Linked DNA regions of Mus musculus: region 2 is linked to region 1. The links are chromatin contacts, found by Hi-C or POLR2A ChIA-PET in ENCODE. All regions are on one chromosome and are shown on one strand. Each heading gives the region's core, a stretch centred on a gene start or an enhancer-like site at or near the end of the contact. The rest is flanking DNA. Distances are from core to core; before and after follow the strand shown.

Region 1 (6,983 bases), core at 3,173-5,672:
CCATGCAGATTCTGAGACTCAAATGTGGGTAGACAGGCTTGGGAACAAGTTGCTTCTTTAGCCTCAGAGGCATCTCAGCCCCCCACCCCCATGTGTGTCTGGACGTGTGTGTGTGTGTGTGTGTGTGTGTGTGCATGTGAAAGATCCTTCTACAGATTTATAACCAAAAGAAAAGGGCCAATGGAAAGAGGAAAACTTAAGTTGGAGGAAGAGGTCAGAGAGATCAGAATGGTACCCTCTCAGGTGGCAGACTGGCTGTGTACTGAGGCAGAGGGAGAAACAGGAAGCCAGGCCACAAAGACTGAACTTGGGGACCTCAGTATTCTGAGTGAAGTGGAAAGCAGGATGGGTGTCAAGAGACCAGAAAGCTGTTGAACATAAAAGCAAAGTGACTAAGGCTAGGGGCAACACACAAAGTCCTACAAACCCACTTAGGTCAAAAACAGGCCAGTGAAATGGCTCAGAGGGTCTTGCAGCTAAGCCTGACAACCTGGGTTCAAGCCTCAAAACCTACATAGTAAAGGAAAAGAACCAACTCCCACGAGTTAAGTCTGTGACCTCTATACACATATATACATGCCAGAGCATTCATGTGTCTACACACACACACACACACACACACACACACACACGTCACACAGTGGGAAGAGCTGGAACCAAAGGCTGCTAAGAGAAGCAAACACAGAGTATGGCCTAGGAGCCTTAGCAGTAGATGGTCAGTTCAGGGGCCTGAGGCTGTTGGCCTCCATCAGACAGCAGAACTGGGGAGAAGACACAGGGGTACCAAGAGGTCAGCTGACACAGAGCCTATGGAGGAGGGAGCTAGGGATGGAACAGACAGAAGAACACACTATAGACAAGGTTCTTAGAAGTCAGACTTCCTTCTGTAAGAGGTGCTTATTCAGGTCAAAAGATTTGAAACAGGGATGGCGAGATGGCTCAGCCATTAAGCGCACTGACTGCTCCTCTGCCGGTCCCAAGTTCAACTCCCAGCAACCACATGGTGGCTCACAACCATTCGTAATGAGATCTGATGCCCTCTTATGGAGTGTCTGAAGTCAGCTACAGTACTTAAGAAATAATAAATAAATCTTAAAAAAAAAAAAAGGAGAAAAAAAAAGATTTGAAACTTTTTAAACTGCAAGCTGGATAGGATGGCACGTGCCTGTATTCCCAGCGATTGGAAGGCTGTAGCAAAAAGAGTTCAAGGCTAACCTAAGCTAAGACTCTGGCCTCTAAATTAAATTTTTAAAAAGTGAAATGAACACATTTTTGTTTTCTGTTTTGCTGTCCAGGTCTCATTTTGTAGCACAGGCTGGCCTGGAACGCATAATGGTTCTGTTTCAGTTTTCCAAATGCTTGTTTACTATACCTAGAAACTGCCATTTCTGTAACTCAAAAACCCCAACTGATATCAAACACATAGTTTAACCGAAATTGCACATTTTTAAGAACCAGAAAAAAGGCATATTTTTGGTTTAGGGAGTGAGAGCTAGCATTTAGAGCAGGTATCACGTCTCAAACCTGTGACCCTAGCATTCAGGAGGCTGAGGCAGGAAGATGGTTACTTGGTGGTCAGACTGGCATACAGAGTGAGGCCCTAGCTAAAAAGGGGGACTGAGGACACTGTTCATTTGCCTGAGTACTTGCCTTGCATGCATGAAGGCCAAGGTTCCATCCTCATCACCCCATAATCTAGCTGATTGTGCTGTGCACACCTGCAATCCCAATGCTTGGGGTTTAGGCTTGGGAAAGGCTGTCCTGAGCTCCGGAGCACATTCTGGAGCAGCTTGCACTAGATGAGAGCTTATTCAGAGAGGGAAACCTCTATAATCAGCCAGCGCAGTCTCCTGTGTGGCTAACAGGGCTAAAGCTGAGCCCTCGGTGCTCTTTAGAAAGGATCCTCACCTCCAGCAGTTTTGGGCTATAGTGTCTTTACCCTCACATTAAATACCCAGCATAATACGCAGACTTGAGAGTGGCCACAGGGGCCAACAGACAGACCAATGCTGAGCCTCTAAGTGTGCACGGGCCAGAAGATGATCAGATGCTCAACCAAGAGCACAGAGAGTATCCGGCTGAAATGTCTCAATTTGGCTCCTGGCAGAAGGTCAGTTTTTCACTCACCTCCTACTCCCAGGCCATTTACAGCAGCCATCACCTCGGCTAAACCACAGATTCCCCATCCTGACTTCTCACGTCATCAGATCAAGCATCTCATTCCAAAGCCAAACCACTCTAGCCCGTGCATGCCCTTGACCATCCTGGGCTACAACCTTCTCATACCCTCACTTTCTTCCTCCACCCTGGAAAACACCCACACGACCTGCTAAGGTCTACTCCCCTAAGATCTACTTCAAAGCATCGTGGAGCTGCTAGCTCTACTGAATGTGAGACAGCTCAGACTCAGCCAGCCCTGTCCCAGGCTTGCTAACCATACACATCCCCAAGCCAGCTTCACTCCCTGTACCTGACTCACCTAACTGTTGTGCCAAGAAAAGCCATCAGAGACTTTGGGGCCTTGCTAATGCATGTGATTTCTTTACCAGGGCTGTTATGAGTCAGAGTCCCTTTCTTTGGTATTTAATGATATAAAGTCTATTTTCTGTTGCCACTTTTTGAAGCACAGTCTGACTTTGTAGCCTTGACTGTTTGGGAACTACATGTAGACGAGGCTGGCTTTAAACTATCCTACTGTTCCTGAACCCCCAGTGCTGGCATCACAGGTCTGTACCAACCATGCCAAGCTAAAGGGTGACGTCTGAACGCGTATTTTTCTTTGTATTTTTTCTATCTATGTGTAACCAGATGTAAGGCTGGTTTGTGGTTTTGTTTATTTGCTTTGCCTTGCTGGAAAACAAACCTAGGGCAGTGATAGGCAAGTGCTCTATCACAGAGCTACCCCCCTAGCTCGGTATTCTTGTAGGAAATATCCTGTTTATAAGACCTAGCCCAGAGAAGCCTTGAATGCTTGCCTTGGTCCTGTAGCCTCACACAGTTCCACCTACAGCCTCTACCAGCACTGAAGTCTCAGTCACACAGGTTCAGGGGTACCCGGGGAACCCCATCTTTCTGCCCCTATCCATGCCTCAGTTGGAAGGGGAGACGCTTCCGTTCTGCTCTTCATCAAACTTTATTAGGGGCAATACTAGGGATGAAGAAGAATGCCCAGCAAAGGAGCTTAAGAATGGGTCAGCAGTAAGAGCTTGGTGCTCTTGCAGAAGACTCAACTTCTCAACGGAGAAGACTCAGTTCCCAATACTGCTCACAACCAGACTCCAGTTCCAGGAATCTGACACCTTCTGACCTCCCGAGGTACTTTCAATATACACCTAACTGAATCTTTTGCAGAGTCCATATGTCTCTACTCCTAGAACTTCAGAGTCGGGGGCAGGAAGACAGGCCAGTCTAAGCTACAGAGTGAAACCTTGTCTCTAAGTAAATAATCATTTTTTTAAGTGTCCAGAAAACAGGTTAGGCTGTCAATCAGCCTGATTTTGTCTGGATCCCACCCCTCACCCACCCCCACCCCACCCCCGCCTCAAGTCAGGAAGCGCCGGGCATCTCCGCATCCGTGGCTGGAGAACAGCCCTTACCAGAACCCCGGGACCCCCGACCCAGACCCTGGCCCGCGCACGCTCACCAAAGTAGTCTCGCGCCGTGCGCGCCTCGAGCGCGCGCTCCAGTTCCCGCGTGAGCGCCTCCAGCCGCCGCTCGGCCGCACTCGGGCCGCCCTCCCGGCCCGGGGGCAGCGGCAGCGACGGCAACGGGAAGGGGAACTGGGCAGGCTCCGGAGAGCGGGCGGGCGCCGGGCCGACGCCGGGCGGCAGCAGGTCTGCACAGGCGCCCGCTGAGCCACGGGAACCCAGGCTGGACACGCTGGAGCGCGCGCTGCCCCCCGACGGCGGCCCGGGGCCGGGGCCGTGGCGCTGGTCATAGCCCAGGCTGATACCGCTCGAGCGCGCGCTGCCGCCGTCCGAGCCCGCGAGGCTGGCGCGCGGGCCTCGCTCGGGGCGGCTCGGGACGTCGGGCGCGGCCTCGGGGCCGCCGCAGCCACCCTTGCCTCGGCGGCCCGACGCTGGCGCCGCCTCGTCCACGGCCCTCGGCCCGCGCCGCACGCGCCCTGGGGAGCCGGCGGTCGGCTCCGACTCGCGCAGGCCCAGCCCGGCCAGGAGCAGAGCCGCGTCGTCCGCGGCCGTCCGCGAGCGCTGCATGGCCGTCGGCCCGCCGCGGCGCGTCACCTCCGCCTCCGCCGCCCGCCGCCGCCGCTCCGGCAGCGCCGCCGCATCGTCCGCCGGCCCGCAGCCCGCCCCGGGACCCCTGGGCGCGGGGCGGGGCGGGGCCCGGGTCGCGGTCGCTCGGCGTGGGCCGCACTCTCGCGCGGGGCCGTGGCGGGGAGGGAGGGAGGAACGGAGGCGCGCGGCGGAGGAATGCGCGCGCAGCTCGGGGCCGCGCCCCCTCCGCTTCGAGACCGCGCGCAGGGGGCGGGGGGACGGAGGGACTCCTTTGCCCCGTCAGGAATGTGAGGAAGGAGACTGCGCAGCGGCCTCTGGAATGTGGGGGGGGGCGGCGACGGCCCGGCCGAGGGGTGCGCAGACTTCGCGAGGACGCGGGCGGGACAGCGGTGGCCCAGGCTCTGGTCCACCCCGAGGCCTCAGGGCACATTCCAGATTCCCCCCCCACCCCCAGGCTGAGCCCCGAGCCCACATCCTCCCTCCCCATATTCCTCCCTGGCCCTCTGCTAAAGGAACACAGCCTGATGCTGCCTGCTTTGTGCCACATGGATGTGACACCAACGTGGGAATTCTGGCAGTTTCAAAACACAGTGTAAGGATTCTAGCAAAGTCTAGGTATAACCGTCCCAATTACACATTCTGGGACTTAGAAAAGAATCACGGGATGAGTTCCGGGACCCATTGTAAGTGTGACTTCCACCAAAATTCTTTTAGGCTGGAGCCATGGCTCAGAGGTTAGGAGAGTTTGTTGCTCTTGCAGGGGACCCAAATTCAGTTCTCAGCATCCACACGATGGTTCACAACTCTCCTTAACTCCAGTTCGAAGAAATCTGACCACCTCTTCCACTGCTAGGCATGAACGTCGTGCATGATGTACAAGCAAGCAAAACAAGCCTGTTTATCAACTGGCATCCCTACTTTAATTGGAGAGCCATAATGAGTCTAAGGGTTTTTTGTTTGTTTGTTTGTTTGTTTGTTTGTTTTTTCCGATGTGAGGGGACTCTCAGAATTATTGTCAATTTAGAACCAGTATCCACTAGGCCTTGGAAAATCCAGTTGTTTCCTTTTCTCCGTGTTAGTTACCCTGGTAGAAGGAAGCAGGCTGAACGTGAGACTCCCATATTGTATCTTACCCCAAACCCACAAACAAACAAAAATCTGTCTTACCCTGCAAGAGCTGTCATGGGAAAGAAAACCAAACCTCATGTGTTGTGTCCCAGTAATCAGGAAAACAGTTTTAAAGGAAAGCCCTTCACTTCCAGACTCCCTTTTCTCAGAGGGGGATGGTAACATGCCCCAGTACCAGGGGAAGGGAGCTTGTTGGCAGCAGACTGACCTACCCAGATGCACAGAAGCCTGGCCTTCACTGTGCAAAGAGCCAGCTGGGACACCTGCTTCCCAGATGGAAGGGAAACTGTAGTGTCTGGCCCATCCCCCCCAACCCGCCCTCCAACCTCCCCACACACACATGCACCTCCTAGGACCTAAGGAATTCCAGCTCTGCCTTATGCACACAAGGTGTGGAAGCAAGTATTTGAGGAACAAATGTCCAGTCAGGAGAGCCACCTCATGGTCCAATGAGAAAGGAGAAACCATTTGACCGGTGATCCCATTTCACTGATCACATTTATCAGCCATTTAAAAGTGAAAATGTTGGGGGCCAGTGAAAAGCCTCCAGAAGGTAAAAACCACTTGTATACATATACCTAATGCCTTATTTAGTTCAATCCTCAGAACCCACAGTAGAAGGAGAGAACCAGGTCCTTAAAGTTGTCTTCTGACCGCCGCCACATACACACAAATCAGGGCTGGTTGATATGCCTGACCACCCACATTACATTCCCTGGACCCACACACACCAGGAGTAGACTGCAAAGTTCTTCTCAGACTTCCATATACACACACTGTGTGTATACAAGCACATCCACATGTGAACGTGCACACACAGATTACTGAACTACCATAAAATTATAAGCAGAAATTTCTTTCAAAACATCTATTCTAGGTTATGATTGTCCCAGGCTATAATCAGGAGGCTGAAGCAGGAGGATCACTTTTGAAGCCAGCCTGGGCTGCATAGCAAGAACTGCCACCACCTCCCAATAAAAACAAGTAAATGTTTCAGTCCAGCTTTCACAGTTAGAACCTTCAGAATTCAAATGATACATTAGTGTCCAGGGTCAACTAAAATCCATTTCTCTAGAAATAAGAAAACCTAAAAGTAAAGCAACCTAAAATGACCAAATATGGGATAGTAGAAGACGCAACTTCTATGAAATGGCATCCGTTGTTTACTGATGAATCTGCATGCTTCACGTCCTAGCACTGGAGAAACGGAGGCCAGCTGGAAGACTGAAGCAAAAGGAACACACATTCAAGGCTTGCCTGAGCTCCAGAACAAATTCCAAGTCAGTCTGATCAATGTAGTGGGACTCTATCTCAAAAAAAAAAAAAAAATCATAAAAGGAGCTGGGGGTCAGGGAGATGGTTTGGGGAAAAGGCACTTGCCACCAAACCTGATGACCGCAGTTCCATCTGTGGGACTCATAAGATAGGAGAACCCCTCCACTAAAAGTTGTAGTCATCATCTGGTCACACCAGATAGATAGATAGATAGATAGATAGATAGATAGATAGATAGATAGATAGATAGATATGACAGATAGATGTGAAAGCCTAGTTGGACCCCTCAGTACCACAAATGAGCTAGTGTGAGAGTGTACACATTATTTACAGAAACCAAGTGCG
Region 2 (6,983 bases), core at 2,755-5,254, 35 kb after region 1:
ATAATGTGCTAATCCTATTTATGTACAAAAACTGCAGTAAAGTCTCATCAAGTATATTAGTACTCAGAAAATAATTTCCCCTACATGTGACCATACACACTTCTACATGAATGGCAAGCTTCAGAAAAAACAGACACCATGAGGCCAGTGCTCTAACTCAGGAAGGACATCTGTGTACGGTCCCTGCAGTGCAAAACTAAACTAAACTAAACTAAGCTGCCATAAGCACGCGCCATTCATTCACTTAAGAGCCTAAGAAGCCTTCCGTAACCATCCAGATAAACATCACTGCCAAGGTGTGACTCAGCTTAGGACAGGCTGCTGCCACAGAAGAACTTAGTCAAACAAGTTAACACAGAAAACATCCGCTGGGAAGGGAGCTGCAAGAGAAAACAACAACAAAAACAATTGCAATGGCGTTGAGGGGAGAGCGCTGGCAGAAAACAGGACAGCAGGACCTCTGACCTTGCAAGCCATGGGAAATATTCAAAATAGTATCTTTTCTCCCTGGGATGTAAAGGAACAAACTTAAATATGAAGAGGATATGAAAGACATCCCAATTTGTTCCTTCCAGATAGCCAGTGACCTGAGTCACTCCCTTATTCTTTTCACTCTTTGGGATTCAAGAGGTAGGCTTGTGTGGTGAAGGTTCAGGGGCCTGGTCAATCCCCAGAACCCAAAGGGTGGGAGGAGAGGGTGAGACCAGTTGTCCCCAGACTTCCATTCCCATGCAAATGATGTGCACAAGTGCCCCATAATAAGTAAATGAAATGTTAATCATAGAAATAAAAATAAAAAGAGCTAGCCTCACCCACTCTCTCCCTCTGTTAAGTGAAACCTTGGTCAAGTGTCCTAACTGCAGTATGGGGAAGTTACCTGAGCCTTTGATCTTCCCACATGTTTCTTTTGAAACAAGAACTGCCTGTTGAGGTTGCTGACATCGATAGTGTCCAGATCAATCTACAAATAAAGAAAGGGAGGTAAATCCCAATTTCTGAGCAACACCGCTGTCTTCACTGTGCTTAACCCAGAGCTTACCTGCAGCCAGTGCTTTCCTGGACAACTCACACCCAATTGTTGACCAGATAACAACTGCATTTAAACATTACGGGAAGAACAGCACTTAAGTCAAAGGTAACCTCAAAAATGCATTAAGGATGGCTAATTTTTTTTTGTTTATTTAACCATGATCAATGCAAATATTTCAGGGAATTCCTTAGATATCATAAAAGATTTGATTAAAAATATAAAAAGCCGGGTGTGGTGGCGCACGCCTTTTGATCCCAGCACTCGGGAGGCAGGGGCAGGCAGATTTCTGAGTTCGAGGCCAGCCTGGTCTACAGAGTGAATTCCAGGACAGCCAGGGCTACACAGAGAAACCCTGTCTCGAAAAAAAACCAAAAAATAAAAAATAAAAAAATAAAATAAAATAAAATTTTCTGGGTGGGCAAGGTGGTGCAATCAGTTACCTGTTAGCTGAAGGTCAGCCTGGTCTCCATAATGAGTTCCAGACCAACCAGGGCTACAAACAGAGACTCTGCCTCAAAATTCAGTAAATAAGTAGTTTTCTAGGCCAAGGAGATTGAAGGCAGTAAAGTGGCTGCCCTGGGGCTGGAGACATGGCTCAGCAGTTACTAGCACTGGCTGCTCTTCCAGAGGTCCTGAGTTCAATTCCCAGCAACCACATGGTGGCTCACAACCATCCATAATTGGGTCTGATGCCCTCTTCTGGCGTGTCTGAAGACAGCTAAAGTGTACTCACTGTACTCACATATATTAAATAAATAAATCTTAAAAAAAAAAAAAGCGGCTGCACTGCCAGCTACAAGGAGCAGAGTTTGATACTTCAAAAGCCACGTTAAAACAAGCTGGGCACAGTGGCAAGCCTTTGCAATTCCAGAGCCAGGGCAGTGGGGCTAGGAGGAATTCCTGGACTCACTAGCCAGTTAGCCTAGTACATCTGCAGAGTTCCAGGGTAGAAAGAGACCCTGCCTCAGTAACTGCTCGACAATGCCCAGGGAGAACGAACCTTGAAGTTGTCCTCTGGCCTCCACACACAAAAAACACCCATCTGTCTGATAATTTCTGATTTCCCGTGCCATGTCATTTCTCATTAAGCAATATGGAGCATGTTAGTTACTTTCATTCTTTCTTTTTTTTTGAGATGGTTTCTCTGTGTAACAGCCTCAGATCCCCTGGAACTCTCTTTGTAGACCAGGCTGGCCTGGAACATACAGAATACAGAGGTCAGTCTGCCTCTGCCTCCTAGTGCTGGAATTAAAGATGTAAGCCACCACACTCACGTTAATTCCTTATCTACACATTCACTCAGGATTACTTGAGGGCTGTTGAAGAAAATGCCCTATGTATGGTAAAATAAATAAGTAAAGTAAAATCTAGTCTAGGAGCCGTCGTAGATGGCTAAACAGTTAAGAGTGCTGGCTGCTCTTGCATAGGACCAGGGGTTCAATTTTCAGGCTCAACATGGTGAGTCACAGCCATTGCTAACACCAGCTCCAGGGATCCAACGCCCCCTTCTGGCCTCTGGGGGCACCAGGCACAGACACAATGCAGGCAAATGGCCCATACACGTAAAATAAAGGAAAAAGTTTAAAGTAAAATTAAATTTTAATCTAATTGCTACTTTAAAGGGGAAAAGAATTAACATCATTTACATTCTATTTCAACAAACTTACATAAGCAACAAAATGTTCTCATCATCAAACATTCTAAAGTTTAGAGTAGTATGGGAAAATTATGGAACATAATCATTGAAATATTCATTTGTACTTCAAAGTTCACTATAAAAATTTAACCAAAGAAAATTAAAACAGAGAACAAGCATTTACTTTTTCAATTCACTCCTGTCTATTGAAAAATCTACTCTTAAAATAGCATCAAGCGTCACTAGCATATTATGGATTATACTATTTTCTATGGACCAAAACTGGGTGTGAAGCCTGACCAATGAAGAATGTTTCCCTCCAATTCTGCCTCAGCTGAAACCCTGACACCTGCAATTTCATCCCGTGTTTCTGTTAAACCTTAAGGCATCTTCAATTCACATCCAAGGTTCATATAATATCTCCAACACATTCACAAATTACAGGGGTTTCCTGTCATTGCACATTACGCTAACGCAAAACTTAAGAATCCTGACAACCAAAAAAAAAAATTTTTTTTTAATTTCTTGGGTAAGATGTTGCTACGTAGCCCAAGCGGACCTCAAACTTCCAGTTCTACAGTCTCTCGATGCACGGATTACAGTCTGTCACCCAATCCTGCAAACCCCAGGGAGTATCTATAATGACATAAACACGGATCTGCACGATGCCCAGACCAGAGGAGCGCGAGCCCCAAGGAGTCTAACCAGCCACTTACGGCGTGCCCCCAGGGTAAGTTACTCAACCTCATAGCGTCTCACTTTCCTCATCTGTTAAAAATAAAACGGGATGCAGACAGCACTTGCAACCTGAGGGCCGGTGGCAGACTCGGGAATGAATGCACGTGTGCACGCCCGGCGTGCTGTGGCTGGTGGCTGCAAACCGCTCGGCCGCGGGATCGTTATTTTAAGTTGGAGAATATTTGAATTAAAGTCACAGCATCTACAGGGTCTCTTCTTGCATCCCAGTGTAACTGGGGAAACTGCCTCGGGAGGCGGCGCGCGCAGGCCCAGGGAGCCGAGGGCCGCGAACAGGAGGTCCGGAGAGCCGGAGTCCCGCGTCCCACCAACCCGCTTCCCGCACGGTGATCCTAACCCCAGGCCTCTCGGGCCGCGCCGCCCTGACTCCCGCCCGGAACCGGGCCCCGCAGGCAGACCGCCATTCACCCGGAGCCCGGGCCTCACCAGGTCGATGTGGGAGAAGCCAGTGAGCACCAGGTTCTTGAGCAGCTCACAGCCGATCCCACCCGCGCCAACCACCAGCACCCGGCCGCCGGACACCGCCTCGGCCAGCTCCCGGGGCAACCCCCGCGACAGTGCCATGGCGGGACGTCTACGAGCCGCCTCACAGTCGGAGGCGGGAGAACCAGAGCGGCAGCCGGAAGTCGGTGGGGGAAGGGCAGCGCAGCTTCCGCTCCTGCGCAGTGCGGCCGCCATCCCGCCCCGGGATGGGCTCAGGCGACACCCTGAGTCCTGGGATTACTTCTCACACAATTCCAGAGGAACACAAACCAGCTCTCAGCCTGAGATGCCTAGGGTCACCTTCTAAAGACCTCGGTTTGAATTCCCAACAAAAGCTCTTTATTTAAAGGTTAAAAAAGCTATGACCCGGCCGGGAAGTGGTGGCACACGAGGAGGATTTCTGAGTTCGAGGCCAGCATGGTCTACAGAGTGAGTTCCAGGACAGCCAGGGCTACACAGAGAAGAAACCCTGTCTCGAAAAAACAAAAGAAAGAAAGAAAAAAAAGCAGGAAACACATATTAAACGACATACAACATAGCCACATTTATCAATATACTCCATGAGCTGGACCGATGGCCCAGAGGTTAAGCGCACATACTGCTACTGCAGAGGACCTGAGTTCAGCTGTCAGCATTCATATTAGGCAGCTCAACACTACCTGTAACTCCACCTACTAGGGATCTAACACACTCTTCTGGCCTCAGCAGGAAAACAGACACACATACTGCTTACATCCTCACAAATACATTCTCATACACATAACAAAAAATAACAATAAACCTTACAACTATATTCCAATATTAAAATTTTCAGCAATGCAAAAACTGCTATTATTTTTGCACCCACCAAATTGATGAAATATACTGTGGCTTTTGTCAACCACTCATGACTGCTAACGCTCTTGCTTCTGTTGACCATTGTTTGTCAATCATTCATGGCTGGTAACACTCTGAGGATAAGCCATGGAGCTAGAATGCCTCAGATGGAAATCAGGTCACAGAAACACTAATTTTCCTCTACTTTTCTGTCTTGGAACTGACTGTAAAGAAGTTCTCTGATTCACGCTGACTCCGGTACAGTCAGCATCAGTTATGAGACTGTTTCCTGTGTGTCTGCCACATGTACACACACTACATGTGGAGGCTAGTGTGCCCTTCCCCCCAGCCTTGAGCTGGCTGAATCAGACCGGTTTCTGCCACAGTAGGCTAGCCCACCCAGGGTGGAGTCTTCTGACCTAGGTGAAGTCTTTTGTCTGCCACATCTGCAGCTTCCTGCAAGAAGCTACCTGCAGAACAGCTGAGCTTGCTTTCCTGAGGTGATCCTGACAAAGTGGGGGATGGGTCTCCCCCCTTTAAATTTAAGACTATATTGAGCCTTGTTCAGAGAACTTTGCCTTGGCTTGTTATTTCTCTAGTCATCCTTCCCATCCATCCCCAGCTTTCCTTTCAGGAACCCAGTAACCCATGGCCACTGGCAGCTGCAGGCTAGAGGAGAATTCTGGGTATCATACTCTATCACTTTCCACCTAGGGTTTTGTTTGTTTGTTTGTTTTCATCGAGACAGGGTTTCTCTGTATAGTCCTGGCTGTCCTGGAACTCACTTTGTAGACCAGGCTGGCCTCAAACTCAGAAATCCGCCTGTCTCTGCCTCCCAAGTGCTGGGATTAAAGGCATGCACCACCACCGCCCAACAGTTTTGTTTTGTTTTGTTTTGTTTTAAGATTTATTTATTTACTTTATGTATGTGTATATACTGTAGCTGTACAGATAATTGTGAGCCTTCAACTGGTTTTGGGGAATTGAATTTAGGACCTCTGCTCACTCTTGTCAGCCCTGCTCGCTCCATCCCTGCTTGCTCCAGCCCAGAAATTTATTTATTATTATAAATAAGTACACTGTAGCTGTCTTCAGACACACCAGGAGATGGCATCAGATCTCATTACAGGTGGTTGTGAGCCGCCATGTGGTTGCTGGGATTTGAACTCAGGACCTTCAGAAGAGCGGTCAGTGTTCTTACCCACTGAGCCATCTCACCAGCTCTCCACCTGGCTTTTATTTTTATGTGTGCGTGTGCATCATGTGCATGCAGGAGCCTGGAGAGGTCAGAAGAGGGCTTCAGACCTCCTGGAACCAGAACTCAAGATGGTTGTAAGCTACCTTGACGATGCTAAAAAAAAAAAGCATGGTCCTCTGCAAGGGCAGTCAGTGCTCTTAACCACTGAACCCACCATATTTGGTATCTTTGTGCATCTGTCTGTGGTTCTGATTCTCAGTTCATGCTTACCAAAGAAAACAGTAACTCTAAAGACAAAAAACAGAGAAAAATCCTGTTTGAACTGTCTTTCTATGCAGCTGATTGGCTCACCAACCACACCCAGGCTGGCCTAGAGGATTTCTTAGGCTGCTACCCAGATGCTGCAAGTGTAGGAAGGACAAGAGGGCCTTTCCAGGGTGGAGATCACTCCTGTATATAGGCTGAGCTTTCTGTCAGAATGGCCCCACCTCTGAAAAGCCTCATCCAGAAGCTAACCTAACAGACACCCTTTCCAGGGGACTGGATGTTTTTTTTTTTTTTTTGTAGCAGTGAGATTTGCTATGCCTCTTTGGCTCCTGGAGGAATACAAGGGCGCAGCCACCCACCCAGGAACACACACATACACACAGACACAGACACAGACACAGACACAGACACAGACACAGACACACACACACACACACACACACACACACACACACACTAGCTTATTTTTAAATGCCTTGGCTAGCTCAAAGGTTAGACAATTCTAATCCTCCACCCTGCTATCATATATTTCCCTCTAGTCCTTCTGACTCAACACCCTCTAAATCTATGATCTTTGCTGTCCTGTTCTTTCTGGGAGCCCCCCCTCCCCGTCTTTGCTGCCCAAAATGCTTCTGGGCAGCCCTTCAAGGGGCCACATTCCTTCTTACCTACCTTTTGGATGATTTTCTTTCTGTAGCTTTAAATCTGATCCATCTCCTTCCAAAACCTGGATCTGTTAATTGGTAATTCTGTCTTCTTTCTCTCCCTCCCTCCCTCCCTCCCTCCCTCCCTTTCTC

Evidence for each region. Hi-C counts contacts between places; a loop is a spot of excess contacts on that map. ChIA-PET counts read pairs that join two places held with the same protein, here RNA polymerase II (POLR2A).
Region 2: a map of heart shows a loop between it and region 1 (3-fold over the local background). The contact joins the promoter of Uba2 here to the promoter of Wtip in region 1. A Hi-C loop is called at or near these places in 2 of 37 maps with a recorded cell type or tissue (both heart). POLR2A ChIA-PET finds 5 or more read pairs at or near these places in 3 of 5 experiments (Patski and embryonic stem cell).

The regions. Positions count from the first base shown.
Region 1 is chr7:34,128,846-34,135,828 of GRCm38, forward strand. It overlaps Wtip (WT1-interacting protein), which reads right to left and starts at 4,423. Exons shown (of 8, transcript NM_207212.2): 1 at 3,644-4,423. The coding sequence starts at 4,214.
Region 2 is chr7:34,164,525-34,171,507 of GRCm38, forward strand. It overlaps Uba2 (ubiquitin-like modifier activating enzyme 2), which reads right to left and starts at 4,005. Exons shown (of 17, transcript NM_016682.2): 1 at 3,849-4,005; 2 at 878-961. The coding sequence starts at 3,986.